Regions from separate parts of the Homo sapiens genome. Here region 1 is linked to region 2. A link is a loop called in an ENCODE intact Hi-C map of the cell type or tissue named here. Cell type or tissue: breast epithelium. All regions are shown on one strand. Each heading gives the region's core, and the rest is flanking DNA. Links, peaks and the distances in the headings are about the cores only. Region 1 overlaps BRINP2 (BMP/retinoic acid inducible neural specific 2). Region 2 holds the start of ASTN1 (astrotactin 1).

Region 1 (2,917 bases), core at 258-2,757, 68 kb after region 2:
ACCAACTCAGGCTGGGAGGGGCTGAGTTTACACCTGCTCAGGTAAAAGCAGATGAGTAGAAGAGGAACAGAGTAGAGGGTTAACTCAGCTGTCAGTAAACACCTAAGAATCTCAAAGATGCCTCCCTACACTTTCTAGATGGCAAATTCAGGGTGACCTTCCCTTTATTAAAGAATTTTTTTCAATCTTTCAAAAAAATCAGAAAATCCACTCTAGAATGTGCTTAAGCAGAGAATCCCTCCAGTCCAGTAAAATAAGATTTAATTTACCTTAGACTTTTTAGTTTATCCCAAATCTCACAGAAGCACTGTTATCACCAAAAATAATTTTTAAAAAGTGTATTGGAATTGAAGTCAGGCTGGGAGTCCTAACACCACTCTCCACTTCAAGGAGCTGTAGAAACTAGAGGGAACAAACTCTCAGCTTCCTTATCCCCTCAGGAGAGTTTTCTTCCGGACAGCCTGGTAGCCACTTAGCACCTGGGCGGCAGCTCCAAGTTGGCCCACGGGGAGTGTCTGTAATCATTTCTGCACCATCAACTGTTCTATCAGTTGGTAATGGTTTTCTGATCATTTAATGTGACAAGCTCTTACACTGTGCCATTCTGTTTCTCTGGGGTCAGTTATTGCACATGAACCTGTACTTGAGGAAACAGTAACCAGTCATTCTGACAGGAGTGTAGTATTCTGATTTGTGACCTTTTGGTGGGGCAGAGAGAGGATAGTCACACACCGCTGCTTCAGGAGCATTCCTCGAGTTTTGCCTTTAGTGATGAAGCAAAATGGTGGCTCATGCGCACTTGTAGGGCTCTACATTATCCCAGTGGGAATTCATTTTTGTCCCTTCCCACTTTGTTTCTAGTGGCAATTTCCTCTGGCAAATTTAGGACCTTGCTGGATTGACTAAAGCAGGTCAAAGAAAACTGGTAAAACATACATCGACAGTCATCCTCAAATTTCTCTCCTATAATCCAGAAGAGTAGAAAGAGGAAAAAAAAAAACAACAGAGAATATCAGAAATGCTTTGAAGGGGAAATACTGGGTCTCAAACAGAATTAAGGTTTTGTTTCACCCTTTAAGGAAGCTTTTGGGGCATGGAAATCAGATAGTAGCCACATGTGTCTTCCATTTATAAGCGGATGCACTGTGGTAGAGAATAATAAACCTATGATTCAAGGGGGTCAGTATATTTGGTGCAGAATCACTTGAAGATTTCATAGGAAAGAGACCCTCCTTCTCTTCTACCTGTTGAACAGATCAAAACAATTGTACAGCAAGTTTCTAACATTAAACTACAAATTATACCTATTCTTATTAGGATGTTGGAGTATGCTCTAACTTTGAGATGACTAGTCATTCTAGAATAGCTGCAGCCTCTCTAATCACGGACCTCCAGAGATTGTTTTTCTCTTCATTACAAGTTTGTATTCATACAGACATAGGTGCTTAAGAGTGAAGGTCCTGGAGCCAGGTGACCTGGGTTCTAATCCTGGAGCTGCAACTTTCTACCTGTATAATATCGGGCAAATTACATAGTTTTCTTGTTCCTCAATTTTCCTATTTGTAAAGTGGGGACAGTAATAGTGCCTATCTAATGGATTAAGGTGAAAATTAAAGGAAGTATTTGATGTAGGCACTTAGGATAGTGCTTAATAAATACTGCCGATTTTTATTAGGTTGTTCTCTAAAAATTAGCCTATGCAGGAAGGATAATGAGATAAGAATCATAGGTGTTTTTTGCTTTAATGTCTGCTGAGGGTCTAGCATTCGACAGCCTATATTAGAAGGGGGAACACTGTTCTCTTGCTTTCCTTTTTAAAGCACGTTAACCTTTACCCTTCAATTCAGCTCTTTGCTGGGAGGGGAACTCAACTGAAGAATAATTGGATCTTCTCTGGGGCACACTCTTACTGGCCTTGTGGGCTACCAGAGGGAGCAAGATGGTTTCCAGCATATGTTAAAGTTGCCATAGGTCAAGCCCTTGTGTCTAAAGTTAAGGATGGCTCACTGAGCAGGCCTTTCTTAGGCATGTCCTCCAGTGGCCGGTGACTGCAGGCTCCTTTGTTCCAGGGATGAAAAGCATAGTCTTAGGATACACCATGAAGAGAACAGAGACAATATGCACTCTGGTTAAGCCCTCCTAGATAACAGGATGGGCTTGGGCATTTCACCCAATTTTTGACAATCTTGTAAATTGAACATTGACCAACCTCTCAGCATGTCTTTGAGCCTTGTCAAAACAAGATCTGATCTATTAGCCTCCTTCTCAGATCCATCTCTTAATAGGCTCATGGTAAGAGCTAGAAGAACAGAGGTCCTGTTTCCAGTTCCATGTGTGACTTCCGGGCTCCCCATACCTTGCTCCATTCCATAGCCCCCACTGCAATAAACGCTTAGAGACCAACTTTTCACAGCAGCCTTATGATGGGCTACTAGGGTCTAAGGCATGTGAAATGCACTTGTTCAAGGTCAGAGAGGTAGCCAGTCACAGCCAGAAATAGCACTCAGGGCTCCTGACTTGAAGTCTCCTGCTCATTACTCTAGACCATGCCACCTCCCTTTGACTGGTAAGTGCATCTTCATCATAACACGCACCTACTCAGGCACCTAAATTGAGCTGATGCAAATGTAAATATGGTTTCTTGAAACAATCTAGTGGTAATGTTCCATTCTCTCTTTGCTACAAATCAAAGTAATGAGCAGTCTGTTTTTTTTTATTTCTTTTTTGTATTAAGATTTTAATAGAGAGATAATCATGGGATTGGACAAAATCCAAGCCACTATGATGAAACACTTAAAACTCGGAAAGAATACATTAACATTGAGAGAGAAAGTTGGAAATCAAATAGAACGATGAGTGGTTGGGAGGAAAGCAATGCTGAATGGAATTCCAAAATATTGACCTTAGTCATTATCAC
Region 2 (2,917 bases), core at 210-2,709:
GGAGGTAGGACTTCCCAGAATGAACAGCTGGGGGATAAGAAACTTGAGTGTTTGGAAGGGAGGGTGTCAGTAGCCTGGTGACAGATAAAGGGCTCTCCATGAATGAAGACTAGAATCTGGCTTGCACATAGCTGGCAAGGTGATGACAGGATACCTGTTTCTAAAGCCCCCAGGAAGTGCTGTAGGTGGGTGTGGGTATCCAGAGTGAGTGAAGCAAAGAGCTGAGCATGTGGCTAGGGAGTGGGGAGAAGGGATTATGGGAGTTGAACTGGTAGCAGACAAAAAGTGCTGTGTGGATGTGCTCCTGAATCAAAGCTGGGAGGTCAAGGCTGGGAGAGGTTTCAGAGAGACTCATGCAACCTGTTTCTTTGAGGCAGGGCAGCTGAGAGGAGGCTCAGCATCCAGGTCGGATTTGGGGAGAAGTCAGGTGCACAGAGGCGCTAGTATGCAAGTGGGTGTGGAGAATGGTCCGGGAGTGGGGCGGATCCGGGAGGTAGGAGTGGGGGAGGGGAGGTCGTCGGCGAGTGGGTGTGTAGAGCGAGCTGGAGTGGGGGGTGGGGGCGCCGGTCCAGCGCCTCCGGCCGCCTCGACCTCCCCCGGGACTCACCCAGCACGAAGTAGGGCAGCTCCGTGTTCTCCAGGTCGTCCACCACGACCATTTCTCCCGGGAAGTCGTTGCGCACCGAGAAGAGGAGCTTGGGCTCCGAGGCCGAGGGGCTGTGCATGATGCTCAGGTCGTTCTCGCGCAGGAAGGGCAGTGCCGACACCGTGATGCTTTTGAGCTTGCACTCCAGCTCCTTGGATGGATCCACGTCGCCGGCGGCCGTGGCCAGCACCGCCGCCGGCCCCCAGCAGCAGGCGAGCAGGGCGCAGAGCCCGGCTAAAGCCATCTTGAGCCCCGGCCGCCTTCCTCCTAGCGCTGCGATGGTGGGGGAGGAAGCGAGCGGGGAGGGAGCGAGGGAGCGAGCGCGGGAGGCGGGGGAGGTTAGGGAGGGGATGGAGAGCCGGGAGAGCCCTGGACCCCGGAATGAGATGCCGCTTGCAGAGTCCTGGGTTTAAGCTCTGATGTCTGGAGAGCCCCGGATTCTTTGTTTCCCGGAGCTGCTTATCTGGAGAAGGGAAAGCGGGGGAGGGGGGAGAGGAGAAAAAGGGAAGGAAGGACGTCGAAAGGAAAGAGGAAGGGAGCTGAGGATTCTAGGGAATCAGGTCAGCCCCCAGCTGGCTGCCGGTGCTCCTGCCTCTCTCCTCCGTTGCATCCTCCAACACGAGCAAGGCTCTTGGCTATGAACTACCTGCACGGCATTTTTAATACATTGATCTTTGCAATGTAAAATCTTCCCTCTCGCATCATCATCCAGAAGGCTTGAGAGAGGCACACACAGACATACACCTTAAAGGGCGCTTCTGCAAAGCTGCGCGGTGAGGGGAGATGAAAATTCCCCCAGTGGTTTTGTGGATGTATTATAGCTTGTCCGAATCTTGCTTCCACCCCGCCCCGTCCCCCACTAGTTGGATTTGTACATAGGATAAACGGGAGCTGGGAATGCACATGTGCATATTTTTACTTAGCACTAACTTTGCAAAATATTTAAAGAAAATATTTGTTATACTGGTTTAGATGGATGGATAGATATGCACAACAGAGTAAGGTGCACAGTTAAGCAGGAGATCGAAACTTTTACTCGCAACTTCTCTCTGCTTCATTTCATTTCTATCACAAATTTTATCTGTAGTAACCAATAAAAAGATGATTTGGGGAATATTATAGCTGATAGAAAAAAAGTAGGGTTAGCTCAAATAAATCTTGAAACTTTAATTTTAGACAATCTAGTAAATAGGACAAAGCTGGAAAGAAATTGTGAGAAAAACCAAAGTTCCTAAGCATTCTTAACAGATGGAAAAGTAATAAAAGAATATCCTTGGGTATGAGCTAAGTCAATCCCAATCCAGTCAAGAGTACAACAGGGAAGATGTTCAGCACCCTGCGTAAGTATTCTGAAGAATAACACCACCACCACCACCACCAAAACCCATGTAAGATCTGTTCCCAGTAGTGCTCAACAATGTTGCCTTTTAAAAATGATGACAATATGCAATAAACAGTGGTAGAAAAGTGACATTGTGTATTCTGAAATCTGACATTTAACTGAACTTTCTCTCACATGATAACCAATAACTTATTTCAAAAGTGTGTCCCTCCATTGTTATTGGGTCAATGCTAACTTCAATACTAGGTGCTGTGAAGACTGTGTTATTTGTAGTTCTCACTCTAGAAATTTAATGCACTACTGTTCTAAAAGAGGACCCCTACTTAAGAAACAATTACATTTTCATTCTACCTGGTGTCAGTTTATTGGCATATGTGAAAATATGTTCTTTAAAAGACAAAAAAGCTTTTGCCATATATTTTACAAAGTTTATCTAATTGAATAGAGAAAATAAGCCATATTTAAGGTAATGTTTAAGTAGTGAAAGATCATTTACCACATATGCAAAGAAAAGAAGAACAAAGACACTTTATTAGTTGAGTTTTTATATGTAACTTATCTGGGAATTAACCCCAAGTTATCTTACCATGCAGCATTGCAAACTACTGTAAACTACTGTAAAAAAGATGTACCAGCTAACGACTTTTGAAAACTCATCCTGATCGTCATTGCTCCCCTAAGAGATACTGAGTGAGACAAAAACCCCATGATATCTCTTTCATTCTGTTATCCCTAGCATAAACAAAAATCTAGTATTAAACTTACTTATGCAAGGTTATTTGCCATTGAATAATTATAGTGGATGTCAGGAACACACCCTTGATACTAGAATGTGAGAAATGGCATGTAAGTACCTGATCATGTATTCATCCAATCTCTCACTTAACAGATAAGGAAATTGAGACCCATTAAAGAGTGATCTATCTTCT

The links. Hi-C counts contacts between places; a loop is a spot of excess contacts. Peaks named below come from ENCODE experiments on the same cell type or tissue, not always from the same donor. Only the 100,000 strongest peaks of a DNase experiment are listed, where the experiment ranks them.
Region 1: a loop joins it to region 2, with 15 times the contacts of the local background. A loop is called at or near these places in 2 of 110 quality-filtered maps.

Annotation. Positions count from the first base shown.
Region 1 is chr1:177,231,795-177,234,711 of GRCh38, forward strand. All of the region lies in intron 2 of BRINP2 (BMP/retinoic acid inducible neural specific 2), which reads left to right. Among named protein-coding and RNA genes, the nearest start is that of BRINP2, 62 kb to the left of the region's middle. In breast epithelium, for the core only: no CTCF peak of the experiment used is centred there; no DNase peak of the experiment used is centred there.
Region 2 is chr1:177,163,787-177,166,703 of GRCh38, forward strand. ASTN1 (astrotactin 1) reads right to left here and starts at 926. Exons shown (of 23, transcript NM_004319.3): 1 at 608-926. The coding sequence starts at 890. In breast epithelium, for the core only: no CTCF peak of the experiment used is centred there; no DNase peak of the experiment used is centred there; H3K4me3 peaks cover 1,229 bases; H3K27me3 peaks cover 1,537 bases.